Linked DNA regions of Homo sapiens: regions 1, 2, 4, 5, 6 and 7 are each linked to region 3. Evidence: read pairs that join two places in POLR2A ChIA-PET (ENCODE). Cell type or tissue: CD4-positive, alpha-beta T cell. All regions are shown on one strand. Region 1 has its middle 110 kb from the start of ASF1A. Region 2 has its middle 94 kb from the start of ASF1A. Region 3 has its middle 58 kb from the start of CEP85L. Region 4 has its middle 120 kb from the start of ASF1A. Region 5 overlaps CEP85L (centrosomal protein 85L). Region 6 has its middle 8.4 kb from the start of CEP85L. Region 7 has its middle 120 kb from the start of CEP85L.

Region 1 (4,000 bases), 79 kb before region 3:
GTGATTCTCCTGCTTCAGCCTCCCGCGTAGCTGGGACTACAGGCTTGTGCCACCACACCCAGCTAATATTTTGTATTTTTAGTAGAGATGGGGTTTCCATATGTTGGTCAGGCTGGTCTTGAACTCCTGGCCTCAAGTGATCTGCCTGCCTCAGCCTCCCAAAATTCTGGGATTACAGGAGTGAGCCACCATACTTGGCCTGTATTCTGACCATTTAAAGAGAAAAATAAATTAGGGAACATCCCAGTCGTGGGTCTGAATCATTTTAACATTTAAATGCCTTGTTTGTAGATTTGAAAGAAAATCAAACTTTGACCAGCTTGTCACTTTTTGGCTTCCTGTTCCATGCTTTATAGAGCCATATGTTTCATGTTTGAAAAAGTTTAAAATCAGTCAGCTTAATTAAATGTTTCATTTTCACAGACGTTTTAGTCTCCTTTCTCTCTATACCCAGGAGCTCGTGCTCTCATTTTACCAGCTCATTTCTTATGAGCTCAGAGGGGCTAAACATACTGTGTAGACTAACATAGGATCGACATGATGTAGGGGAATTTTAACATTTTTAGAGACAATAGACAGTGGCTGGCACTCAATCCAACTTTCAATAAATGAATGGAAAGAAAAGGATGGGCAGAGAATTGCTTGAATCCAGGAGGCAGAGGTTGCAGTAAGCCGAGATTGTGCCACTGCACTCCAGCCTGGGCAACCCAGCCAGACTCTGTCTCAAAAAAAAAAACAAAAAAAAAAAAAAAAAAAAAAACCTGTCACATTTTTCACACCAAAAACAAAAACACCAAAATCACATCAACAAGAAGTAAACCTTGTTCTACAAGCCACCAAACCAACACAAACCTGATGCTTTTGGATAATGAATCTTGTCTGTCAATAAAACCGCAGTATGGCTTGGCCAAATCAGTAAGAATGAGGAGACGTGCAGTGAGGAGGATTCACATCAATCAGAAAGCGGTCCGCAGCTGCCTGGGCTGACGGGAGGGCAAGCTGTGGTTGGTTTGACTGTGTGTAGAAGATGCCAGAGACTGCTAGTAAACAGATTGAAAACTGTAAACTGTGTCTTCTTTCCTTTTGGGAACCTCTGTGGGTGCACTCTCCAAGGCCAAGCCCAGTTCCTTCCCTTGGTCTCATCACTGGTCTCTTTATTTCCCTCCTGTACAGTTCAAGAGGCCTGGGCGATGTGACCTGAACAGAATGAGGTCAGCTGAATAAGAAGAAATACACCAGTAAAGGAAGATTTGCAGATTTCTCACCCTTCACTGGGCCTTCTTGATTAGCCACAGTGACTTGGATCAATTCCGTCATTTCATGAACCGATATTTTCCATTCTCTACCCTTTCCTCTGACTCTGGTCTTCTTGCATCTCTGCCTTTCCAAATGGCTTCTCAACTATATAATTTTTACCAACTCAGCTCTAATGATAGACGAAACCAACATTAAGCTATTGAACTCATATATTTTAGCATGTGCCTACACTCTTGAAGGCAGCAATGAATAAAAATTCTGCTGGGAAAATATAGTATTATACCATGTAATGGTGAGGATGAATTTGTAAATACACTTTTGTTTTCAAATCTTCCACAACCCAAGGCACCAACAGGGCCGAGGGGTTTGGTGAATTGTGGGAAAATAGAGGTGCTTGGATATGTGTAAGTGAGTAGCTCATTTAGCAGGTGTTCCACCACCTGCTCACAGACCACAGGGAATTTCATAGCTGGTGCACATGTGGCAGCAAGGGCCACGCGACTGGAAATGAAAGTGAGTTGTCAATTTTTCTTCTCTCTCTCTTTTTTTTTTTCTTTTTCTTTTTTTTTTTTTTTTTGAGATGGAGTCTTGTTCTGTCACCAGGCTGGAGTGCCGTGGTGCAATCTTGGCTCACTGCAACCTCTGCCTCCCGGGTTCAAGTGATTCTCCTGCCTCAGCCTCCTGAGTAGCTGGCACTACAGGTACATGTCACCACACCTGGCTAATTTTTGTATTTTCAGTAGAGATGGGGTTTCAGCATGTTGGCCAGGCTGGTCTTGATCTCCTGGCCTTGTGATCTGCTCGCCTCAGCCTCCCAAAGTTCTGGGATTACAGGTGTGAGCCATCGCGCCCAGCCGAGTTGTGGATTGTTCTATATTTTCATTCAACATTTCTTCAAATGTCCTTTCCCTTTAAAGAATCATCAAAATCTCTTTCCTTTAAAGTTAACACTACAAGTAATCGAAGTCCCATTTCCTGGAAATATAGGCTGGATGGCAGCCATCCCTCAAATGAGCCCCCATGGGGAAGACTTGGAGAGTGCACTCCTAACTTAGGTTTCCGGTGGACATGTATGAAGCCCCACGGGCTGGAAGCTGAGGTCATGGATTACTCTCTCACTGCTGCTGAGTGCCAGTTCATCATGTGCTTCCTGTCATTATTCTCTTACATCATGCATAACCCTGTATCTCTTAGCCCATCTCCTCATGCACAGATTTCTAATCAGCTGTGAAAAAATACTATGAATATCTCTGCATTTAAGAAGAGATGCTAACTTTTAAAAAATAATAAAAAGAAGAGATGCTAATGGGAAAAGGGTTGAGGAACAGCTGTGGATTGGAAGTAATGGGGTCAAGTAAAATAGGGCAGCAAATCAGGAAATGGGGTAGGTGTAGGCACTGGGGAGAGGAAGCTATGCAAACCAGCCAACATCACCATTAACATGTTCCTTGTTTTCCTCTGAAATCCTCTTCTAATAGCTGAGGTAGCATGAGGTTGCAGTGGAAGGAACATGAGCTTTGCTACGAGATAAATACACGTAAGAATCCTGCCGCATCATGAGGCTCTGTGATATGGCAAAGTTTCTTAGCCCTTCCTAGCTTCAGGTTGGTAATAATACTAAGCTTTCAAAACTATTGGAAGAAACAGAGATCATGGAATGAGGAATGGCTGATACCAGGCACTCAGTACATGGCAGAACAATTATTATTATTGAGACAGGGTCTGGCTCTGTCATCTAGGCTGGGGTGCAGTGGTGCAATCACAGCTCACTTTAGCCTCGACCTCCAGAGCTCAAGTGGTCCTCCGAACTCAGTCTTCTGAGTAGCTAGGACCATACATTCATTCACACCACCATGCCTGGATAATTTTTTAAAATTTTTGTAGAGATGGGGGTCTCACTATGTTGCCCAGGCTGGTCTCGAACTCCTGAGCTGAAGCAGTCCTCCCTCCTTAACCTCCCAAAGTGCTGCGATTACAGGCGTGAGCCAACACACCTGGCCAGAAGCTAGCACTAATGATAACTAGGTTTGTGTCTGCAATGCACTGACTTGATGCTTGCTCAGATGGGGGGCAGGGGAAAAGTAAAGATAACCAGGAAGCTGGCAGGACCCTGAAGAGAACAGCATTAATCTCACATTAGCCACATGATGTGCCTTTATCTTTATCACAACTTCTCTCTAATCTTCCTCAACATTTAAATCAAATAATGAGCCAAAAGGATGATAAGAGAGAACAATGTCAACAACTATGAAGGATCTGAGATTTTTGCCCTGCTTGGAAGCTCACAAGTGAGCCAGTCGCAGCTCCATTGATGCTAGCAGAAGACATGAGACTCCCAGTCAGCAACAAAAGACCTCATGACAGCACAGCTGGCAGCGTGAGCTTCGTGTTCCCATGGGTTCCCTGGGAGCCCCAAGTCCCATGGGGGTGATGCAGAGGTGGGCCCAGGTGGCTGCTGTGCACGCAGTGCATTATGTCACAGCCAAGGAACCTGGAGCTTAAGATATTCCCAGTCTTCCAAGGGGACTATTAACAAGCCTGCCCAATCTTTCTCCTGGAGAGGGACATTATCTTTATTATCCCTGCAAGGAAACAGACCTGCCCTCTGCCTATCTTCCACTGTTGTTTTGTATACAAATATCTTGGAAAAGGCAGTCTGCATCAGGTGTGTTGAAACACCACAGACAATTGCTTTCCAACCAAGTAAGACACAGCCAGAGGCAGAATTCAAAAGAAAGCACTG
Region 2 (4,000 bases), 90 kb before region 3:
CAGGATCTTGCTCTGTTGCCAGGCTGGAGTGCAGTGGTGTGACCATAGCTCACTGTAGCCTCGAACTCCTGGGCTAAAGCAATCCTCCTCCCTCCCAAGTAGCTAAGACTAAAGGCACATGGCACCACACCTGTCTGATTTTTAATTTATTTGTAGGAATGGGATCTAACTATGTTGCCCAGGCTGGTCAAATTCCTGGCTTAAAATGATCCTCCAAAGTATTGGGATTACAGGCATGATCCACTACATCTGGCCCAGAAAAATATTTTTAAAACAAATGTAGTGTAGCCTAAGTACACAGTGTTTATAAAGTCACGGTAGTGTATGGTAATGTCCTAAGTCGACATTCACTCAGCCGTCACCTACTCACTCACTGAGAGCAACTTTTAATCCTACAGGCTCCTTTCATGGTAAGTGCCCTATACAAGTGTGCCATTTTTGTCTTTTTATGGTATTTTTACTGTACCTTTTCTGTGTTTAGGTATATTTAGAGACACAAATACTTATTTGTGTTACAATTGCCTACAGTATTCAGTGCAGTAACATGCTGTACAGGTATGTAGCCTAGGAGCAATAGACTACACCATAAAGCCTAGGTGTGTAGTAGGCTATACATCTAGGTTTGTGTAAGTGCACTCTATGATGTTTGCACAAAGATGAAATTGCCTAATGATGCATTTTTCAAAATGCATCCCCAACGCTAAGTGACACATGACTGTGTATGTATAATAGATACAAGATATACAGAGAGATATTTATTTAGTTCTCATAGCAATTCTGTGAGGAAAGTATCATTAGCCCTGCTTTACGGATGAAAACAGGATCAGAGGGGCTCAGTGAATTTTCTAGGTCACACAGCTAATACATGGATTGCAGTGGAGCTGGAACTGTTTGGTTCCAAAGCCCGTGTTCCATCAACCATCTTAGGACAGCTCCCAAAAGAAATGTGACCGTCAGAGCAAAGGCAGGGCATGACCAGGTAGCCGAAGTCATAAGGTTTCTTGGTGCATCTCCCATTCACTCACTGTTTGCTTCCGGAAAGAAAAGTGTAGGGCAGCCCTTTCCTGATGTGTACTAAGCTACAGCACCTGTGTCGAGATGAGAGTGAGCCAAAGGGCACTGGTTGGTAGGATGAGGTGGAGGAGTATTTTAATTTTTGGAATTTGGGAAGCAGACAGCTTTACTTTGTAAGGTTGGAACAGCAGCAACATCCATTACATATAAACCAAAAATCTTTACTATTTCTAAATTTCCTAGATTGCTATTATTTGGTCCTAAGTTGAGTATTCGTTCCACAGAAAGTGGTAATTATTCCTCTACATGCAGACCTCAGCAGCTGCTCACACATTCCAGAGCAGGGGAGTCCTTGCCTTGGGCTTGGTTCAGCATCTAAGAAATACAGTGACATTGCAGGGTGGCAGCACCTGGCGACGCAGGGCAGAGCCGTCCACGTAGAGCACATTGAGAATGACAACCCTGGAGGATGGCGAGGTGTGGCCCTGCAAAAGATTCCTTTTTATTTTCCATCAAATGTGCTCAAATACTATATATTTTTTCATGAACAACTTTTCCTCGCTCAAAAATTAACAACTAGACCCTGGAGCACCACCGTGAAAGGGTTTTTGTTTATTTCCTGCTCTTGCTTGCTTCGAACAATGATTGCTCTAACGGCTGAATAGTCAGCTCTGGAAACAGTATCTAGGTCAGCCTGTCCTTTTTGCTGCTTCCCACCACTAGGGGGCAGGAAGTATCTGATAAAGGAACTAAAAAGGCTGGAAACGCGTGCATTGACAAGCAAAAGCCGGAGGCTTGCCTGCTTGCAATTCTTATGATGAAAACATTTCTTCAGAAATCAGCCTCATTTGAGCACTTCTGGCAGACGCAGAGGCCAGCTGAGGAGTGGGCCAGGAGAAGGGGAGGGCGCCTCAGGAGGCGTGTCCTTTGATCATTTTGGAAAAACCGCTCTATCTTCTGAAGACTTTGAAAATGCATACCTAGAGAGCAAGGCTGCGACAGGGCTTTGAAACCCCCTGAGCCATGAGGTCAAGGTCCATTTTATAGAAACCTGTAATCTGAAAGAATATACATTTAATAATGTGATTCTTTTGGGAGGTGGGGAGCAGGCACTCAGATTCCAAATCCACAGGTCCTCAAAGGGATATTGTTCATCAGAAGCTTTTTTTAAAAAAAATCCCAGAATCCCACACAAGTGATAGACTGCACAGAGCGATGCACAGTTTAGCATCCATACAGGTGTGAGGATGGAGAGAGCACTGGATTGGGTGCCTGGCTGCTGCTACTCACTAGTTTTGTGACCGCCAAAACCTAAGCTGCTGTACACCAGCAAAGCAGCACAATATCTCCTTTGTCGGATTGCAGCATCAACAACAAGCATTTATCCAGCCCCTACTGTATGCCAGGCACTGTGCTAGGCACTGGGGAGATGATGAATGATAAGATAGGCACGGTTGGTCCCTGCCTTGTGAACATGACATCCCAGTGAGGATTTATTATTATTATTATTATTATTATTATTATTATTATTATACTTTAAGTTTTAGGGTACATGTGCACAACATGCAGGTTAGTTACATATGTATACATGTGCCATGTTGGTGTGCTGCACCCATTAACTCGTCATTTAACATTAGGTATATCTCCTAATGCTATCCCTCCCCCTTCCCCCCACCCCACAACAGGCCCTGGTGTGTGATGTTCCCCTTCCTGTGTCCATGTGTTCTCATTGTTCAATTCCCACCTATGAGTGAGAACGTGCGGTGTTTGGTTTTTTGTCCTTGTGATAGTTTGCTGAGAATGATGGTTTCCAGCTTCATCCATGTCCCTACAAAGGACATGAACTCATCATTTTTTATGGCTGCATAGTATTCCATGGTGTATATGTGCCACATTTTCTCAATCCAGTCTATCACTGTTGGACATTTGGGTTGGTTCCAAGTCTTTGCTATTGTGAATAGTGCTGCAATAAACATATGTGTGCATGTGTCTTTATAGCAGTATGTTTTATAATGCTTTGGGTATATACCCAGTAATGGGATTGCTGGGTCAAATGGTATTTCTAGTTCTAGATCCCTGAGGAATCGCCACACTGACTTCCACAATGGTTGAACTCGTTTACAGTCCCACCAACAGTGTAAAAGTGTTCCTATTTCTCCACATCCTCTCCAGCACCTGTTGTTTCCTGACTTTTTAATGATCACCATTCTAAGTGGTGTGAGATGGTATCTCATTGTGGTTTTGATTTGTGTTTCTCTGATGGCCAGTGATGATGAGCATTTTTTCATGTGTCTTTTGGCTGCATAAATGTCTTCTTTTGAGAAGTGTCTGTTCATATCCTTCGCCCACTTTTTGATGGGGTTGTTTGTTTTTCTCTTGTAAATTTGTTTGAGTTCTTTGTAGATTCTGGATATTAGCCCTTTGTCAGATGAGTAGATTGCAAAAATTTTCTCCCATTCTGTAGGTTGCCTGTTCACCCTAATGGTAGTTTCTTTTGCTGTGCAGAAGCTCTTTAGTTTAATTAGATCCCATTTGTCAATTTTGACTTTTGTTGCCATTGCTTTTGGTGTGTTAGACATGAAGTCCTTGCCCATGCCTATGTCCTGAATGGTATTGCCTAGGTTTTCTTCTAGGGTTTTTATGGTTTTAGGTCTAACATTTAAGTCTTTAATCCATCTTGAATTAATTTTTGTGTAAGGTGTAAGGAAGGGATCCAGTTTCAGCTTTCTACATATGGCTAGCCAGTTTTCCCAGCACCATTTATTAAATAGGGAATCCTTTCCCCATTGCTTGTTTTTCTCAGGTTTGTCGAAGATCAAATGGTTGTAGATATGCAGCATTATTTCTGAGGGCTCTGTTCTGTTCCATTGGTCTATATCTCTGTTGTGGTACCAGTGCCATGCTGTTTTGGTTACTGTAGCCTTGTAGCATAGTCAGGTGGCGTGATGCCTCCACCTTTCTTCTTTTGGCTTAGGATTGACTTGGC
Region 3 (4,000 bases):
ATTTTGTTAAATAGTTGATATTTGTTAGGTAGATTCATATATTATATAAACTTATCCCCACAATAAAGCTTGGCAATGGATTTCATTATCCTCATATTATAGACAATGAAACCAAAGCTCAACACAAGGTCACCAAGTTACAGGTGGTAGAGCAAGATTGGTGCTCTGGTGTCTAGCCATCTAAGCCCAGTGTTCTTTCTTACTCCTGAACCCACAACCTCTGGTTAGCTCCAAGCCTCCTAATGAGAAGGAGGTGAAGGACCACACTGCATGACTGACAATGCTGCTGAGGTCAACAGACCTATGGGCAATGTGGCATGTTGATCAGATATTTAATTCCCAAATGGATTTGGAATTATTTCCCGGTGTTTCATTCAGTTCCACCGTTTTGTCTATTTATGAGTTAGCATACACTTTCAGTTATCAAAGCTTTATATTTCAGCATCTGGTAGAGCTAGTTCCTCCCTCATTAGACTTTTCCCCCTCAGATTTTTCTTTGTGCTTTGAATCAACTTAGTTCACAAGACCATTATGAATTTTTTTGTCATATATCAAATTTATAGCTTAAATCATGAGAGTTGACATCTTTTTTCATTTTTGAAACAGAGTTTCGCCCTCGTTGCCCAGGCTGGAGTGCAATGGCGCGATCTCAGCTCACAGCAACCTCTGCCTCCCAGGTTCAAGTGATTCTCCTGCCTCAGCCTCCCAAGTAGCTGTGATTACAGGCATGTGCCACCAAACCCCCCCGCTAATTTTTTTGTATTTTTTTTTTAGTAGAGACAGGGTTTCACCATGTTGGTCAGGCTGGTCTCGAACTCCTGACCTCAGATGATACATCTGCCTTGGGCTCCCAAAGTGCTGGATTACAGGTGTGAACCACTGTGCCTGGCCAAGAGTTGACATCTTGATAATATTTTCCATCTTCCTAATAAAACAAATAGATTTTTCCATCTGCACTAGTGTTCTTTTGTGTTTCCCAGTACTCATGTCTTTGTGGCTTTCCCAATCATAAAGGTAAATCTTTCTATCACTTTTTGAATCGTGTTTCAGTGTTGCTTTCTTTCCCTCTCTCTTCCTTCTTTCAAACAGCACATATGGGCACACATACAAACTTCATTGACAGAGTCATCGAGGGCATTTGAAAGAAATTGAAGAAAAAGGTCCAGGCCCTTTAATGACAGGCACATGATAAGGTGTTCTTTCTCTCTGGAGGAGCATGGCAGTCTGAAACACTCCGCGATCATAGCCTTCATGATGCAGGGACTTTTGTGTTTTGTTCATTGTGGTTTTTCCAAGTGCCCAGGGCAGTACTTGGCACATCGTGGCACTTAATAAATATTTGTTGAGTGAATGAAGAAAAACCCAGTACATGCCTTCCCAAATTCTACTGAAAAGCAGTTATGTTTACCACTATACTATCGATGCCACCCCAAATCCCACTGAAACAAGGCCTTTGGTTTATATTTTCTGGCAGCTGAAACTATGGGTATTTTGTTGTAGAAAGTCTGTTGAGAAGAGAAGCAGTATATAGAGTGTTATCATCTTCCCATGTTGGTTAGACTGACCTGTTTCTCCATTAGAGTATTAGTAATAAATGCCCAATGCTTTATTGAAAACAAATAACCATATTCCATTTTTGCTTCTTAGCAGCCGAAGCCTTGAGATTCACACTTGCACAATGATGTCTTTCAAACTGCATCCTGACAGATACTTCTTGAGCTGTCATAAGGCCTATGGAGAACATCCAGTCAATGTGTAGGTTAAGTTGTCAATGAACAATTATGGTTCTTCTGAGCCATGTTTTAAAGCAAGGCATTGTGCCCCTCCAGTGCTGCAGTGTGTCCGGGCTGTGTGGGATGCAAAGTGTGTGCAGGAAATACAGTCACACTGTGGTTTTACACGGAAGCTCAGGTTGCCTCTTATGAATATGTATGATGGGGCTGGATCATGCTCTTGCCACTTGAGTTTACTTGAGCTTAACTTAACCCCCACATACCCATTTCCTGCCTATCATTTGAAGACGTTCCTTGAGGAGGTTTGAAAAAGTGAGTTGTTTCTCCAATTGTGGAGCATTTTCCTTTTTTTTTCTCTTAAAGATGATGACAAACTACACCCTGATTTATTTTTATTCACTGTGAGTCATTTGCTAGTCTTATTTTATAGATAATATTTTATACCTCTTGCTTAGAAGCAGATGGGAAAGTTCAAGGAAACACCCCCTGCAACAGAGGAAAAGTACTCGGATCTAGATTGCTATGATGGTGTCCTTGCTGGAGTCCTGATAAGCAGCCCTGTCAGGGGGAAAGGAACAGATGGCAAATGGTCTTTGCAGAGCAGCATTTGGAGTGTTTTATCTTTGTTTTAGAAATGACTGTTACTCTGCATTTACTGTGAACTCTGCGTACTCCTGAGAATGCAGAAAATAAGCTGGAAAGTCTTTCCTATTATTCGTAAAACAGGTCACTGGATGTAAAGGGTACTTGGCCAACTGGGAGCGCTCTCTCTCTCTCTCTCTCTCTCTCTCACACACACACACACACACACACACGCCAATTGTTGTTACTGGTTATCTTTATGAGAGGAAATGGGGGAGGGGAGAGGAGCTCTAGCTGCTCTGTCGCCAAAAGGCAGAGCTCCAGAAAGCCGAGTGGGGAGCCGCATGCGCTGAGAAATGCCAGCATGTGTCACTTCCCAATCTGGCGTACACACTCAACTCCTGTTTGACATACTTTACAAAGCAGACAGGGACTGGCAGGGGTGTTTCCTCTGGACAAACATTAATGAGTGAGGAAATGGGCAAATGTAGGTTGCTATGCAGTTGTTTTGCTGTTGATGTGGGAGTAAAGCCAGGCAGCACTTAGACTGGGGGAATGTTCTCATGATTTCATGGAGGTCGCTACCCTCCCATAAGAGAACTCACGCTCATGGGTTTTCCTTAAATGACAGCAGTTGGGAAGAAAATGTGCCTTCGTCTTGATGTGCTGCTCTTGTTTCTCTGTGGGCTGTCAGTCCCTTTCCGAGATCTGTTAGGTACAAAATCGGGGCTATTCTATATTACCGGTTTCTAATGAACTGCCTGTTTTGTTTGCTTTTAGTGTTAGTCATTCTTTTTCTATATAACACTCATATTTTAAAAATTTCTCAACACTGTTTTTGGCATTTAAAGTTCATGATTTAAGAGCTGATGGTTTTGCCTTGTCATTAAATGGTGAAATAACAGGGTTAAAGTGAGGTTAACAGGATTTAGAACCCCTATTTGACCAGTCTTTCTTTCGCCTGAAAAATGGTAGGGAAAAGGGAGGGAGGAAGGAAGGAAGGAAAAAAGTCTATTCAAGGAAAAATCTTAAATAGGTGAGATTATTGACTGAATTCAAGTTTATCTGAGCTAAACCTTTTTATATGCTGTTCCCATGTCATACTTTATTGATTCAACACATAGCTTTCAAGAGTAGGTTCTGTGCCAGGTATACGAGAAAAACAGCATTTTGGCTACCATTTAATAATAGACTCTTTTAATTCTCTTCCTAAAAAGTAAGTTCTTTTTTCATTGTGTATCTCATATTCTGTCTCCACTGCCACTAGAGTAACTAGAGTACCTGTGACTTTTATTAACACAATTTTGTTTCGTGAAAAGTTTATGGGTTATCTTTTCCCTATATCCAGGTATCTTTACTCTGTTCAGCTATCCTGGACCACACAACTTAATCCAAGGCCTTGGAAGCATGTTGTATTTTACAGTCTTGCAAATTTGCTTTTCAGTGAAGTCTTTGCAGCCTTCCATCCCAGGCCCAGATTGCTTCTAGACACCTCGCTCATGAACTCCAGTTGCTTGTGTACTCATCTGTCTCCAGACAGGCTGTGAGTAACTTAAGGGCAGGGCCTGTGCCTTGTTCATCTGTGAAGTGATGGCAATATAGTCCGAACTTAATAAATATTTGCAGGAAGAAATGAATATTCCCAAAGATATCTTTGTCTATATATTCCGACCTTTTGGCCTTCT
Region 4 (4,000 bases), 67 kb before region 3:
GAGGCAGTCCTTGAAGGGACAGCTAGGGCAAAATGTCCTTCTTTGAAGGGAGATCTGGGTATGTTTCATCTACCCTACCCTCCATGCACGCACACACACGCACACACATACACGCCATATATATAGCTTTAAACAAAAATATGATCATATTATCTATGCTCTTATGACACTGACATTTTTTGCTTAGCAACATAGTGTAAACATTTTCCCATGACCCAAAATATACATCCCATTCATTTTTAATTACTGCAGATATTCTATTGAGTTGTACAATACTTCATCAAATACCTGTTGATGGGCATCTGAGAACCTTCCTAATTTTTGTCTCTACAAATAACTTGATCATGAACATACTAATGTTTGTATCTTTTCACACATGTGTAATTATTGCCATAAAATAATTCCCCCAAGTGGAATTGCTGAGCCAAAAGGTTTGCATTTTTACATTTTGAGGTATAATGCTAAATTACCTCCCAGAAAGCTGCACCAGCCTACCAGAGCACTGAGGGTAAGCCACATCAATCTTTTTTTTTTTTTTTTTTTTTTTTTTTTGAGACAGAGCCTCGTTCTGTCACCCAGGCTGGAGTGCAGTGGCGCAATCTTGGCTCACTGCAACCTTCACTTCCTGGGTTCAAGCGATTCTCCTGCCTCAGCCTCCCAAGTAGCTGAGATTACAGGCATGCACCACCATGCCCGGCTAATTTTTGTATTTTTAGTAGAGACGGGGTTTCAGCATGTTGGCCAGGCTGGTGTCAAACTCCTGACCTCAAGTGATTCACCCACCTTGCCTTCCCAAAGTACTGGGATTACAGGTGTGAGCCACTGCACCCGGCCCACATTGTTTTCTTAATAGCATTCATTAATGAGATGTTAGGTTAAAGCTGTTTCATATCTTGACAGATTGTAATTTTTCATTTATTTTTCCCTTTGTGAATTATCTCTACTCACCCTTTGCACATTTTTCTCTGGTTTGCAAGTATCTGTTATATTGAGGTTAATAAATCTGTCTGGTATATATGATACAGTATTATTTCCTAATGCATAGTTTGTGTCTTAATTTTTTCTTTTTCTTTTCTTTTATCTATTATTTTTTGAAAAAAATCCATTAAATCCATCTCTTGTCTCTTTTAGAGATTCTGGTTTAGATGTTACTCCTTACCAGTTTCTCTCTACCCTTAGTTTATAGAGATATTCATCTGAGTTTTCTTCTGGTACTTTTATAAATCCTCACTTTCACATTTTCTGTTAGTAAACAGTGTAAAAAATAGACATTCTCTCATCAGTGCACTTCTTAATCTCATCTAGTTCTCAAACCACACTGAGTTACCTGTTACTGAGAAAAGTAATAAATAAAACATTGGTTTTACATTTCAAAATGGTCATTTTGATGGAATTGCATCTAGTTGGCTGCTTTAATAGTCTTACTCCGTCAGAAATGCCCCTAAATACCTGCCATGGGAGGCTGAGTTGGGAGGGGGTTTCTTTCAGCCTCTAGCATGCTAACCTCAGGCAACCCACTGAGGTGTGAGCTAAGGGCACACCTGTGTGCAAAATGAAGTTCCAAAAGTCAGCACCTCTTCTAGGCATTCTTCCTGCTCACCCCTACCTTACCCCACAGTTTCCTTTCCTCCCACACAATTGCTGGCTACAGGTTTCCTGGCTCTGTACCAAGATGTCTCTAGGGGTTATCCACTCTGCTTTTCCCTCCTGGCTTAAAAAAAAAATAACTTTACTGAGGTATAATTTACATACCATACCATAAAATTCACGCCTTTAAAATCCATACTGCAGTGATGTTTTACAAAATTTACTCAGTTGTGCAACAGGTACAGTCTGGTTTTAGAACATTTTTGTCACCGCAATAAAGTCCTTCATGCCCATTTACAGTTAATCCCCATGCCCTCCCCAGCCCCAGGCAATCACTGATCTACCTTCTATAGAGTTACCTTTTCTGGGCATATCAGATAAATGGAATCATATACTCCTCTAGTTTTGACACTGCCTCTTATCTCCAGTGAGAAATTCCAGATTCGGCGTCAGCTCTGTGGAAACTGACCTGCCAACCAAATGCAGGTTCACATAGCTAATAGATGAGAGCTCTGACTCAAGTCCAGTTCTTGTGGTTCCAAATTCTTTTCAGTCCTTCCCACATTCCTGATCTGGCTACATTTTCAATGTTGTATGGAAAAGTTGGTGATGGCCCTTTAAAATAAGTCGCAAAGATTACTGGCCTTTTGATACACATGGGCACTGATTTCATGACTCTTTTCAGCCACCAGAGGGTGCCCCAAAGATCTATCTTTGAATTGGCTTTTGCTTGTTACTGTTAGACATCTAAGAAAGAGAATGTGAGTTGTCACCTGATTCTGGGTGAGTTTTTTTCCAAAATACTTTTCCTCTCTGAGTAATTGCAAATAGCAATGGAGAATAAAAACTAGAAACTGTTTTTTTGTGCACATTGAAAGGTTTTTTTTAGGCTTTTAAGAGAGAGATTTTTTTAAAATATAATAAAAAGGGAAAATACAGACGATTTAAGAAACTGGTGAAGAGTTCTTAAATTATGGCAATCCAGCATGACAGATATCAATTAACCAAAATATTAAGGTGTTTTTGCTAATCTTTTGCATATTTACATAACTAAGTCAATCCTTTGAGGGAGAAGGGAAATGGAAACATATTTTTAAATTAAGTTACCCAAATCCAGTATCTGCATAGCTAGAATTAACTGGATAAAAATTCAGTATGACAACTGAATTTATCTTTTGAAAAATAATTTTAAGGCCCGGCATGGTGGCTCATGCCTGTAATCCTAGCACTTTGGGAGGCCAAGGCAAGTGGATCACCTGAGGTCAGGAGTTCAAGACCAGCCTGGCCAACATGGTAAAACACCATCTCTACTAAAAATACAAAAAAAAAAAAAAAAAAAAAAAAAAAAAAATTAGCCGAGCATGGTGGCATATGCCTGTAATCCCAGCTACTTGGGAGGCTGAGGCAGGAGAATTGCTTGAACCTGGGAGATGGAGGTTGCAGTGAGCCAAGATTGTGCCACTGCACTCCAGCCTGGGCGACAGAGCAAGACTCTGTCTCAAAAACAAAACAAAACAAAACAAAACAAAACAAAAAAACCAACAACAACAAAAGAAAAATAATTTTGTTGTGATGTTTTTGCAGCTATCTGTACTAAAAGTGGCTGAATTCATTTGTCAATTTTGACTTTAAGAAGCGCTTAGCATTGCAGTCTCCAGGATCCAGAGGGCAGATGTATCTCTTGACCTCCTCCAACTGAGCATCTCCTTCATTTTCTTTATTCTGGATGGATGGATGGGTGGTTGAATGGACAGAGGCTGCTCAGCAGGCAGGATGACAGCTCCAGGGAGCATATTCAGAAGAACTTGATGATGAACTCTACTAAGGACCACACCTGCCACTTGTCCGTCACTGGGTAGTGACATATGTCTGGTAGTGCTATATTCCCTTCAAGGACTGTATGATCCCCAGAAATGGCTGCAGCTGTAGAAGCAGTATTAGACCCAAGTCACAAGGCATGGGTTTCAGGGCTGGATCTTCCCATACCTTGCGATGTGTCACTTAACCCTTATGTATCTTCTCATTTCTAAAAATCTATAAAATGGCAATGATAATAATATTTGCCCTAATTATCCTCTTACAGGGATATTTCAAGGATGAAATGGAATAATAATGGATAATAATGGAAAATAATGGATAATACTAGACAAATACAAAGTACAATTATTATAGCACTGTGCCTATGTGAGAAAGACAGAAAAAGAGGCAGAGGTAAATACTCAAAGACAGAGGAAAGAGAGAAGAAAGAAGCTTGGAGAGTGAGAGGGAGAGAAGACAATCTCCATTCCAAAGGCACGATTCTTCCTGCAATCATGCTAAGGTATAAAAGGTCATCTTTCCTCATTTTTATACAGTCACCCCCTCTGAAGAATAGCAAATAATCCATTCTAGTCTCAGGAGATTATTGTACTAA
Region 5 (4,000 bases), 71 kb after region 3:
TCCATTTTTAATAGTTTTTAGTTATCCTTCTGGAAAATTTCTATGCATGGACAGTAATAAAAATAATAACATTTATTGAGATCCTAATTATATGTCTGGCACTTTCAAAAATATATTTACAGGCCAGGTGCAGTGGCTCACGCCTGTAATCCCAGTACTTTGGGAGGCTGAGCAGGCGGATCACTTGAGGTCAGGAGTTCGAGACCAGCCTGGCCAACATGGCGAAACCCCATCTCTACTTAAAAAAAACCTAAAAAATTAGCCAGACATGGTGGTGTGTGCCTGTAATCCGCACAACTTGGGAGGCTGAGGCAGGAGAATCTCTTGAACCTGGGGGATGAATGTTGCAGTGAGCCGAGACTGCACTACTGCACTCCATCCTGGGCAACTGAGAGAGGCTCTGTCTCAAAAACAATAACAACAACAAAAAACTTTACATGTTCATTGATCACAACAACCCTATAATATAGGTACTATTCTATAATTTTTTTCTTCTCTTACATATGAAGAAATTGAGGCACAGAGAGGTTAAGTGATTTATGAGGACTTACTGCTAATAAGAGGTAGAATGAACTTGAACCCAGGTAGCCTGGTTTCACAGTGCACACTGAGCTATACTGGTAATTCTGTGATAAAAGAAACAAACTAAGACTATTGGAGTCACTTACCCTAGAGATAAATAGTACTGAAATGGAGTGGAGGATTGGGATGGAGAAAATAACACTATGTGATGTTTCTGTCATCTTAGCTAGATATTCTGCAGTGTAGTTCCAGATTTGTTGGTTTTTTCTGTTTGGCTACTGTTAATATGAACGTTTTTTTCTTACCGTTTAATGTTCTAATTTTTTGTGTGAGTTTTGTGTCTTTTTAACCTATTGGAGACTGTTTTCCCATGTTAGGAATGTTGGCCATCAGATCTCTAAATTATTTAAAATTACCTTAAAAAAAGCTGCATTGATAAATATTTACTGATCTCTAAATAGATACTTAAATGCATACTGGCTCAAGGGATAGTTTAAAATATCCTGGATTTTAAAATAAGCAGACAACAACCACCAAACAAAACGCTTGTTTGAATCCTTTTTCTGAACACAAAGATATTTTTGTAGTTGTAATTGTAAGGCTTCCAAAATTCTAATTTTATTCTGTGAACATTTGTTAGGTATCCAGTGGTTATAATGACTACATTTATTGAGACCCTGTATAAGTGTGCAGCTCTTTGCTAGGTACTGGACACTAAAAAAAGTTGCCTTTCATTTTTCACAGTTTGGTGAGGGAGAAGAAAGTCATATACATATGGGTTAATATAATTTATTAAATGTTGTTGGAATTTTGAATAATATATTGGGAGTGAACAAAGTATTTAATGCCACCTGGAGGAATCAGGGAAGACAGAACAAGTTAATTCTGAACTAGGACTCTTAAGGTGCAGAAGTGAAACAGCTTGGAGTCATGAAAGAGTCTCATCTGTTTGGAGGAAGTGATTAGGTAAGTGTGGCTAGATAGTTTTTGTAGGTAGAAGTTGCAAAGTGAAGCTGACAATTGGTGAAGAACTTTGCCTAACTTAAGGAGTTTGAATTTATTTAATATGCCGTAAGGGGCTCACAGATCTATGTAAGTAGAAGAATAACATAAACATGCTTGATTCTAGAAGATAGTAGAGTAGAGGCTGGCTTGAGTGGAGTTATTCCAGCAGCAGAATAGGTTCTTTGTGCAAAAGTACTTGTTAATATTTCAGAGATGTTAAAATGTGAACCGCGTGCTACTTATGTAATATAAGGGTAAACATGCTTTATCTACTATTTTATTTGAAAGTGTTGGTTTCCAAGTTGATTTTAAAACATACTAATGGGTGACAGATAATCTGCATTCTGAAAAACATTGCAATTTGTATTCTCGATTTGTATTATGTATTCAGCTTATTTAAAAGTATAAATCTGCTTTGTCAGTAGTGTTATTTTTATTTTCTTCAATTTAGAGCTGTCATTAAAATATTCAATGAGAGTAGTTCTTGTTCTCAGTGCAGTTACATATATATTCAAATGCTGTGGAATACTTGATACTGTATGCATTTTTGCTTCCAATAAAAGAGCTTCAGAAGTAAAATAGGTTGCTTTTTTATTTAATGCTAATCTTCCTGTCTGAGAAATATTCAGAATTTTTAATGTTATCCGCAGGCACTCAGTATTCTATTAAAATAATTAAAATTAGTATTAAAAAATTAGTATTGAAAAATGTAACATATTGTCTTCCAAGGAGGAGTTCCAATGTAGAGTTTCTTGGGATCTTTGCTGTTCTTACAGCAGTCCTTTTGTCTTTAGGTAAGACATTATTGCCAGAGGTTATTCAGCCTTATTTTGAGTTTTTAAGTGCATATTGCATACTAGATATCAATATTCCCATTTCAGTAACATAGTCTTGTAACTATTCTGTGAGAAAATTTTCCTTATTAAATCACCTGGTCAGCATATTTCACATGTACTTCTTCCTGTATTGTGCTTCTGGATTGACTTGTCTAAAGACAAGTCATGTCATTCTTTTCAGACTGTGAATTTTTTCAGTTTAAATTAAAAGATTAGAATGTTATTTTCATGACATTTGTTAATCATCTTCAGTGTTTGAGGCACATACAATACCAGATCTTCTTTTTAAAGACATAGTTATGTTTAAAGGTTAAGGCAAATTAGTTCAGGTGGGAGGAGATCAATTTATATAGTTAATTCTTTTCCTTTTTTTTTTTTTGAGACGGTCTCACTATGTTGCCCAGGCTGGTCTCGAACTCCTGGGCTTAAGCAATCTTACCTTGGCTTCCTGAGTAGCTGGTATTACAGGCATGTGCTACACATGATGTATATTGCCTAATAGCCTATCAAAAGGTTGTGTTTTTGTAATGAATAAATTAACATTACCATTATCAGTGTATGGGAGTATCTAGGAACACTGTTGTTTTGTTCTTTTAACATTTTTGCTAGATTGATAGCTGAAAAATAGCATGTCTTCTGAATTTGATACTACTTGCTTACCAGTGGGCTTGGACTATTTTTCAGAATTTTTTATTTGTGTTTTTCCCTTTGGGGTTTGTCCTTTGTCCATTTAGACTAAACCATTTAGTATTTATTTATTTATTTTTAGTTTGCTTATGATCTCTTTATAATTATGCATTAATACCATATCTGCAAATATTTTTAGTGTTTGCCTTTAACTTCTTAAATATATAGACAACTTTTTTTTTTTTTTTTTTTTTTTGAGACAGTCTTGCTTTATTACCCAGGCTGGAGTGTAGTGGCATGATCTCGGCTTACTGCAGCCTCCACCTCCTGGGTTCAAGTAGCTTAGCTTCCCAGGTAGCTGAGACTACAGGCATGTGCCACCATGCACAGAGGCATTTTTTTGAATTTTTTTTTTTTTTTCTTTTGTAGAGATGGGCTTTTGCCATGTTTTCCAGGCTGGTCTTAAACTCTTGAACTCAAGCTGTCTGCCAGCGTTGGCCTCCCAAAGTGCTGGGATTACAGGTGTGAGCCACCTTGCCCGGCCTAGACAACAATTTGATGATTTATGTGGTTTGCTTACTTTTTGTGTCCTTCTGTAAAAGTCAGAGGTTCAAGTTTATAAGGTGGCAGTACACTGAAAGAAATTTTAGGAAGATCATTTCCCTGAGTTGCTAAATAAAAAGGCTCTAAGTATGTATGTACTGCTCTGTGATTCAAAGATAGAATTTAGGGTTTCTAGAGGGGCGGAATGATAGCATGTCTTAGACCATTTTCTCTGTCATTTCTTATAGCTTTTTTTGTATAAAAGTTAGATAACAGATAGTTGAGATTGTACTGATGTGCTTTGGAAATCTGTGGAATAGGTATCATATTGAGTAGATGATATTGAAATACTGTAATGGAAATTGAGGATTACAACTATTGTTCTTTTCTAAATAGAAGGCTGTCCCCACTTTTTCATATCTGTAGGCAAGATTAGAATTTTTCTAGTTTTCCCAATATTGTATTGA
Region 6 (4,000 bases), 50 kb after region 3:
ATGATAAGCCAGTAGGGAGCAGAGCTGTATCAAAACCCAAGTCTCTGGTGCTGGCACCTCTTGCTTTGAACTTATTTGCTGCAGCTCCATCAACTTAAAAGTCATTTCGTGATACAACGTCATTGGTTTATGAGGTGGCTTTAGTGCTATTCTTTAACACAGTCATTATAGACAGATCCCAGTTTCTCTCCGACTTACAATTGTCTTCCTTCTCTATTTTTTCCCTGAATATTCTATATCAAAATATTTTATTGTTCTATAAAATTAAATATACTCTTAAACTCAACAAATAACATTACCACTAATAATATATTTACATTATTAGAGATTTAGGATTTTATAGGGTTGGTATTACTTTTTTCTGATTTTTTTTGTAAAACAAAGATCCAGGCAATTCCTGTATCCAAATTTCAATTTACTAATGCATTAGTCCTAAACATTTTAACTAAAATAAACCCTTAAGGATTCTGAATATTTATTAATAGTTAACTGGAGCACAATTAAAATTTTATTATTTATAAAAATGTAATTTTAAAAGAAAAAGAATAATAACAAACCTTATTGAAACGTATTTAGAAACCAAATTTTGAAATACCTTATTTTTAAGTTGGTTTTTCAAGGCACAAGAAAAAATACTCTGGATATAGGTTCTAATCTACTCTCGTGTGCATTAATAGGACACATGTATAAATACCAATTTTGTTTATACAAGTTTGAAACTACAAGAACATCTTAAGATGACATTATATGGTAATCATATTTTACTCAGTTTATCAATATTCCATTTTTCCTTTGAAAATTCTGACACCTTGGCTGGGCGCGGTGGCTCACACCTGTAATCCCAGCACTTTGGGAGGCTGAGGTGGGCAGATAATGAGGTCAGGAGTTTGAGACCAGCCTGGCCAACACAGTGAAACCCTATCTCTACTAAAAATACAAAAAATTACCTGGGCGTGGTGGCGGGTGCCTGTAATCCCAGCTACTGGGGAGGCTGAGGCAGGAGAATTGCCTGAACCCAGGAGGCCGAGATTGCAGTGAGCCGAGATCATGCCATTGTACTCCAGTCCAGGCGACAGTGCGAGACTCCGTCTCAAAAAAAGAAAAAAAAAAGAAAAAAAGAAAATTCTGACACCTTTCACATTAAGTGACAGTCTCCTTATCCTCAAATATGTTTGAGAAAACCAGATTCAGAGAACTCAAGGTGAGAGTTAATGAGGCAATTACAGACATTACATGGCCCCAGGCGTAGTGGAATGAGAGTATCTTCAAAGGTGTCTAGAGGAGCAAGGAGCATCTTAAGACTCAGGAGGCATGTGTGTTGTGGACACAGGATCAGGCAAAGGATATTGACTGAAATAAGTATGAAGTACTTTGAAAAGACATTCAATATAGATCCTGTGAACCTAAATACAGTGTTTGTTTTGGTTTTATTCCAATGGGAAAGTTATCTGGCTCTTTTTTCTCCCAGAAATCATAGTGTTCAAGTAAGTAGGAGTATGGGTTACTAGAGATCTATAAAAGCCATTGCCTTATAAATGACAGTATGGCCCCTTATCTGGCAATCTGCCAACTCCCCCAGCTCCTGACTGCAGCAGTACTCCACAGCTGGCCTTTTGCCAGGATCAGAAAAGAGATCAAGGCATATGAGCTTCACTGTGGCTCTTACTTGAGGTCTTCAGCTGACACCTTCTCCAGGGAGGCTGGCAGCCACCTCAGCAGAAAGCCACCTTGAAGCCTATACAGTTTACCTCTTCACAGAGGTTATACTTGCAGGCAAATGCCCACATGTGTACCAAATCATTTTAACGAAGCCCATCATAACCCTCTGGATGAAAATGCAACAGAAAAACTACAATGCCTGGTGCCAGTTCACATGTAGCAGATAGGTACTTAAGGGGTGATAGCTACCTCTGCCACGAAAACAAGGAGACACACTCTCATCTGCTGATTACAACTAATTTCCTCTAAGACATTTTAAGCCATCTGTTCTAAAAGTTGGTATGTGGGAAGATAAAAATTCTTTTAAAAAAATTATGTGGTAACACCCAAAATCAAAACTGAAGCTAACGTGGCATTGCTCATCTATGCTCTAATTTTTTGGAAAACAGTTTCAGGCAAGTTAGGACGGCGGCAGGCCCAGGAGCTGAACAAATTCAGGGGCCATCTTAGGGCAAGCTGGGGTGGGATTAGATGTTCCAGTCTGCACTGTTCTCCTAAGCCTGCCGTGATCTGAAACTTAGATCTTGGGCCTGGGCCAGAACCAGACTGACCTTCAAGGGTGAGCAAAGAAGGCAACAGCATCCAGACAACTGTGGTGACGAATTCTCTTGATATTGCCTTTTCTCTCTATTCTCCCCGAATGCTGATTGAATGCTCCCAATCTACCATCTCCCTTAGTGTCACTATAACTACTGCCTCCTACCGAAATTGTATGCCTTTTTAAGATTATGAAAATAAATGCTAACTACTATGTCTTTTGGTCTCAGTTGAAAACAGTTATCCTTCAGCTATCTTTCGCAGTATAAATAACTTGCCCAACTTTGCTAAAGCTGAAGTTTGCTCCATAACTTCATTAGGAGATTACTGTAATGGAAAAAAGTACCTAATTAATTAATATAAAGTCTATTATAAAGATTTGTATAATGTCTCAATTAGAGAATATAGATTCATGTATATCATATATATATCTTTTCATAATTTCTTTTGTCATCATCCACAGCATATGCATGAGGAGTATAAGTTGATTTTAGATGCTTTGTTCATCAGTAATTCATCTCATATTCCGTGTGAGCACTTGTAATAATGCATGTATTTGATATTCAGGTGGCTCTTTGTGTTTTCATTGTAGTAACTGGTGATTCAAGGTGCATAGAACATTAAAAAACTAGTGTCAATTACTATAATGAAAGTAGAGATTGGTTATTCTACTAGGGTTTTAAAAACTTTTAAGTCTTGCTTGTAAAAAAAGTCTGTAAGATTTTTTTCTGAGTTCAGTTTTAGGTAGTATGTTAAAAATAGATTCCCCCAAAATAACACTACAAAATATTAGGGCTGTTTAAGAAATACCTTGTTTATGCCGCAAAGTAGAGGAAAAAAGACCAATTTTAATTTGGTCTAGATATGTCCAAATATAATATGATTTTCCCGTTTTTCTAAAGCACATTTTCAAAAGTGTGTTTGGGACAACCTGATGTGTTAAACTTTTGAGATATAAGCAAAATAGTTAAATGTCAACTTAAAATATTTATTAATTTACTTATAACACTTATTAAATATACTGATTTAAATGTTGCTTTTTCCACTTTTATATTTAACATATATTTACAATCATAATTTCGTAATTATTGTATTCCATTTTAAAGTGGTCTTTTAAAAGTTTATTTATTTTTAAAAATACAGGTTCTAGATTTTACAGCTTGAATTTATGTCAGGCTAAGAGACTTCTGCAATCAGGATACTGTTGAACAAAATAAAATAATTAAGAGTGACCCATACATGAGAGATTATAAGGACGGCAGGACAAAGTAACTCTATTGTGTTAAAAACAAAAGAACAAAGAAGCCTTCCCATATAGCTATTTTATACTGGTTACACAATAGAAAATTAAAAAGCTTGAAATGTTATAGTGAAGTAACCGATCCTTCACACTTGTGTCTGGTTTTAGTTTTTCTCCCCTACTTTGGTACTCAACAAATAATTGCCAGATGAATAATAATATCTCTAAATCATCTTTTTGTTTTTTATATGTATTATTTTTATGACCAGAAAAAAAGCCATAAAGAAATTAGTTCTCCCATAAACCTGAAAATTGTAGTTAGACTTGTCTGTTTTTCTGAGTTTATTATAATAACTTGTTAAAATTCCAGACCTCCACTGAAATCTTAGCAAAAAGGTCCACTCCTTAAATTAGCTCAGATTCCTCTAGGGATTGTTTAAGTGATGTTAACTCTATTTACAGTTCCAGAGATCCCTACATTCTTCCACTGGGTAAGCAATACGC
Region 7 (4,000 bases), 60 kb before region 3:
AAGTTTATCAAATAAATAAGTTACCATAAGTGAAGATTAACTTCAACTTATTATTGAAGAAAGAAAAATTTTAAAATAAATTTAGTGTAGTCTAAATGTACCATGTTTATAAAATCTAAAGTAGTGCACAGTAATGTCCTAGACCTTCTCATTCACTCACCACTCACTCACTGACTCACCCAGAGAAACGTTCAGTTGTGCAAGCTCTTCAGGGTAAGTGCCCTATACAGGTGTACCATTTATATCTATTATACTATGTTTTTTCTGTACCTTTTATATATTTAGATAGGTTTAGATACCTAATTGCTTGCCATTGTATCACAATTGTGGACAGTATTCAGTACAGTAACATGCTGTACAGGTTTGTAGCCTAGGAGCAATGGGTTTTACCATAGATACCACAGCAATATCATATATCCCAGGTGTTGTGAACCCTGAAAAAGCTAACACTTTGAGATGGATCCTGAGTGGCTAACTGGGTCTAAATTCTGAGTGGAGCTGAGAGCCAATTGCTAACTGAAGGTTACACACATACCTTGTGCCAGCTGAACAGTAGATAAACTTTGGGGCTTTCAAAGCTGTCTGTTCCCGTTTGTGCCTCCAGAATCAATTGCCACTGGAAGGCTCCATTCTGCCAACTGGACCTGACCAATGAACTTAGTCTGGTGATCAGTTTTAACATCAACCAATTTTAACTGAACAAGCTTGCATCATTCATTTGCATAGTGGACTGGAGTGGGAACTTGGGTGGGAACGTTCCCCATATATGACAGCCTCTCTGCTCTGGTGGAGTGCACCTTTGTTTTATACCAAAGGCGTGTCTCCTTCTTTGCAAACTGCTTGCTGAAATGAAGTCTCTTTCTCTTTTAAATGGGACTCCTTTTTAGTGAAAGTGTTAAGAGTGTGTAGTAGGCTATACCATCTAGGTTTTGTAAGTACACTTTATGATGTTTGCACAATGATGAAATCACCTAATGATGCATTTCTCAGTGACACAGGACTGGAGTTAATTGGCCCAAGATTACAGCTAATATTTGATGGGGCTGAGAATCAGGCCTGCTGTTATTGGACCCTCAAGCCCTGGTTCTTTCCATTAAACACATGGTCTATTAGCTGCTGCCATTCCCAGAGGGCACTTTAAAAACACAAGGGAAATTGAATTGACGCACAGCAAGAGCAGTTTCATGGCAGTTCATCACTCCTACCAAGCTTTTACTCCTAGGAAGGCTCCAAGGTCTGATAAATCTTTGCACATGTTCTTTACCCCTCCTTGCAAGTCTCTTGAATGGTACTTGACACAAATCAGATAATCAAGATTCATTTGCTGAAAGGGATGAAAATAACACAAAGTTTGCCTACATGCTCTCTGACACTGATAGGAATCACCAAGGAACAGATGTGCAGGACCCAGATGAAAGAACAGAGAACATGCGATAATACATTTACAAGAGTTTCATGAAATGATTAAGGGTAAGTGTCTTTACTCTTAATCATTTGTTTTTTTCCTCAGGAAAAAGCAACTCCAACAATTTGAACTCTATATAATTTAGGACAGGAGCTTCTCTTTACACTCTATGAAATTCTTGCCAACTTAAACTTATGACTCAATCTTTTCTCCAAACCCAAATGTGATGCCAAATTCAGACTGAGAGAAAAAATATATAAAAATATATAAATCTAATTTTTATTTAAAAATGAATACCCATGTGACTATTAGAAGAAAATAATGGTTATAATCAGACCAGGTGTGGTGGCTCATGCCTGTAATCCCAACAATTCGGGAGGCCAAGGCGGGCAGATCACTTGAGGTCAGGAGTTCAAGACCAGCCTGGCCAACATGGTGAAACACCATCTCTACTAAAAATACAAAAATTAACCAAGTATGATAGCTCACACCTGTAATCCCAGCTACTCGGAAGGCTGAGGCACAAGAATCACTTGAACCTGGGAGGTGGAAGTTGCAGTGAGCCGAGATCCTGCCACTGCACTCCAGCCTGGGCAAAAGAGTGAGACTCTGTCTCAAAAAAAAAAAAAAAAAAAAAAGAAAAGAAAGAAAGAAAGAATGGCTATAATCATCTCAAAATAAACACTATGTTTGGTCAGGGAGTGGGTCAACTAATAATAAAGGAAAACCTGTTTTCCGTAAGTCTTAAAGTGACCCTATGGTAATTTTAATATAAGCAATTACTTTGGCAATGTGAAGAATCCATGCTAATTTACCTGTTTTATTATGGGGTAGATTATGGGGTCCTTCTTAAACACAGAATATTATTCAAATATCTTAGATGCTGCCTAAAACGCTTTAATGCACATATAGAGGGGAAAACTGCACAGTCCAAATAGCTTTTGTTTCAAACTGAGATGCAAAGGCCAAGAGGAGGAAGTTGAGCAAGCAAGTTGACTGCCCAAACCAGATTGAGAAAGATCATCATAGGAACACTACTTGCAGAACTGGATGCTCAGCTTCCTTTTCTTTCTTCCTCTGTTTACCAAGGGCAAGAAAAGACAGATGCTGAAAGCTTAGAACTCAGTAGGGCAGCTAGTGCTTTCCTTTGAAGGAGCAGTAAGCCGACACGGCTGAAACCGTGTTTGTTTCAGAAGCTGCTGGAAGGAAATGCTTTCTTCTATCATATGTCACCTAAACCAGCAGTTTCCAGTTGCCTTCCTCTGAAAGTTTCCACTGCCCTCATTCAGAGACTAGTTCCCTGTGGGGTAAGAGAATAATGAAGACAACTAGAGTTGGGTCAGAAAACCGCCTCAGCCATCAAGATGGCACCTGCTTCTCGTGGCAATCCTTTGCTTTCCTACTCACCTTCATCCTTTACTGTCCCTCCCTTCCTTTTAGACTCTCAAGGTTGTGCTCTTTAAACAGCTCAGTCAAACATCCCCTTGGTGTTTTCTCCAACCGCATTCTTTCTCTTTGGCATTTCTGCTCCATTTGACTGTGCTGATCCCTGTCTTACTTTACAATGCAGGTGGAACTTCAAAGCATTTGCCTGAAAGCTCTTTTCCAAATGGGAAGAGCAGAATGCTGGCCTTTAGTGAGAATACCAAGGTCAGTGGTCGGCTTCAGGGCCAGGCAGTCAGATTGCTGGAATCCTGAAACTGGAAACCCTGAATCGAAAGTTGGAGGCCTGTGTGATGGCTCATGCCTGTAATCCCAGCACTTTGGGAGGCTGAGGCAGGTGGATTGCTTGAGCCCAGGAGTTTGAGACCAACCTGGGCAAGGTGGTGAGACCCTGTCTCTAACAAAAAATGAAAACTTAGCTGGGCATGCTGGCACATGCCTGTAGTCCCTGCTACTGAGGAGGCTGAGGTGGAAGAATCACTTGAGCCTGGGAGTTTGAGGCTGCTATGCTGTGAGCTGTGGTCATGCCACTGCACTCCAGCCTGGGTGACAGAGTGAGATCATGTATCAAGGAAAAAAAAGAAAGAAAAGAAAGTTGAACGCTCAGACTCACTAGAGACCACACAGGCATTGGGATAAGTCAGCACCCAAAGTTATGCAACTAGATACAAGAGGGAGTCTCGTCACAGCAGTTATGTGCAATGGGGAGTGCGGGGGCAGAGAGGGGCTGTAGATGGGACGGCAACAAAGAGCCCCTTCACTCTAGCTGTAGGGCCAGAGGGCTTTGGAGCTGGAGGCGAATGCTCTGGATCTTAGGGTGACAGGGTGATCAAAGCCCTGTTCAGCAAGACGCCAGTGGGAATTGTGACATCTGATCCTTCCCACCGGAACCTACCTTTTTGTTTGGTTTCTGTACGTTATATTCCTTATCATCTCACTCAACCTCTTTGTTTGGCCTCCTTTATCTTTCTAGATTATCTCTCTTCACTCTAACTTCATCTGTTTTTCTCTGTAGATTCTCCCTCCTTAGAGCGTTCCCACCTTCTTTATTCACTATGTTCTGATGGCTCTGAAAACACCATCTCCAGCCCTGCCATGCACCTACGTTCTGATTCCTTAGCTTGAACAGCCTCCTGGACCATTCTTATGGAT

The links. ChIA-PET counts read pairs that join two places held together with the same protein. Peaks named below come from ENCODE experiments on the same cell type or tissue, not always from the same donor. Only the 100,000 strongest peaks of a DNase experiment are listed, where the experiment ranks them.
Region 1: POLR2A ChIA-PET joins it to region 3 with 12 read pairs; 10 of 35 experiments call an interaction of 5 or more read pairs at or near these places.
Region 2: POLR2A ChIA-PET joins it to region 3 with 10 read pairs; 10 of 35 experiments call an interaction of 5 or more read pairs at or near these places.
Region 4: POLR2A ChIA-PET joins it to region 3 with 13 read pairs; 11 of 35 experiments call an interaction of 5 or more read pairs at or near these places.
Region 5: POLR2A ChIA-PET joins it to region 3 with 13 read pairs; 9 of 35 experiments call an interaction of 5 or more read pairs at or near these places.
Region 6: POLR2A ChIA-PET joins it to region 3 with 21 read pairs; 23 of 35 experiments call an interaction of 5 or more read pairs at or near these places.
Region 7: POLR2A ChIA-PET joins it to region 3 with 20 read pairs; 11 of 35 experiments call an interaction of 5 or more read pairs at or near these places.

The regions. Positions count from the first base shown.
Region 1 is chr6:118,786,602-118,790,601 of GRCh38, reverse strand. No RefSeq gene overlaps it. Among named protein-coding and RNA genes, the nearest start is that of ASF1A, 110 kb to the left of the region's middle. In CD4-positive, alpha-beta T cell, no CTCF peak of the experiment used is centred here; a DNase peak (open chromatin) is centred at 2,371; H3K27ac peaks cover 1,628 bases.
Region 2 is chr6:118,798,431-118,802,430 of GRCh38, reverse strand. No RefSeq gene overlaps it. Among named protein-coding and RNA genes, the nearest start is that of ASF1A, 94 kb to the left of the region's middle. In CD4-positive, alpha-beta T cell, a CTCF peak has its summit at 1,736 (motif pointing right); a DNase peak (open chromatin) is centred at 1,740; H3K4me3 peaks cover 249 bases; H3K27ac peaks cover 462 bases.
Region 3 is chr6:118,708,081-118,712,080 of GRCh38, reverse strand. It overlaps a transcript of CEP85L not described here. Among named protein-coding and RNA genes, the nearest start is that of CEP85L, 58 kb to the right of the region's middle. RefSeq lists a silencer at 1,954-2,003. In CD4-positive, alpha-beta T cell, no CTCF peak of the experiment used is centred here; DNase peaks (open chromatin) are centred at 1,910 and 2,620; H3K4me3 peaks cover 2,675 bases; H3K27ac peaks cover 3,135 bases.
Region 4 is chr6:118,775,008-118,779,007 of GRCh38, reverse strand. No RefSeq gene overlaps it. Among named protein-coding and RNA genes, the nearest start is that of ASF1A, 120 kb to the left of the region's middle. In CD4-positive, alpha-beta T cell, CTCF peaks have their summits at 2,060 and 2,259 (motif pointing right); a DNase peak (open chromatin) is centred at 2,277.
Region 5 is chr6:118,636,950-118,640,949 of GRCh38, reverse strand. All of the region lies in intron 1 of CEP85L (centrosomal protein 85L), which reads left to right. Among named protein-coding and RNA genes, the nearest start is that of CEP85L, 13 kb to the left of the region's middle. In CD4-positive, alpha-beta T cell, no CTCF peak of the experiment used is centred here; no DNase peak of the experiment used is centred here.
Region 6 is chr6:118,657,996-118,661,995 of GRCh38, reverse strand. It overlaps a transcript of CEP85L not described here. Among named protein-coding and RNA genes, the nearest start is that of CEP85L, 8.4 kb to the right of the region's middle. In CD4-positive, alpha-beta T cell, no CTCF peak of the experiment used is centred here; a DNase peak (open chromatin) is centred at 1,595; H3K27ac peaks cover 986 bases.
Region 7 is chr6:118,767,647-118,771,646 of GRCh38, reverse strand. No RefSeq gene overlaps it. Among named protein-coding and RNA genes, the nearest start is that of CEP85L, 120 kb to the right of the region's middle. In CD4-positive, alpha-beta T cell, no CTCF peak of the experiment used is centred here; a DNase peak (open chromatin) is centred at 2,486; H3K27ac peaks cover 801 bases.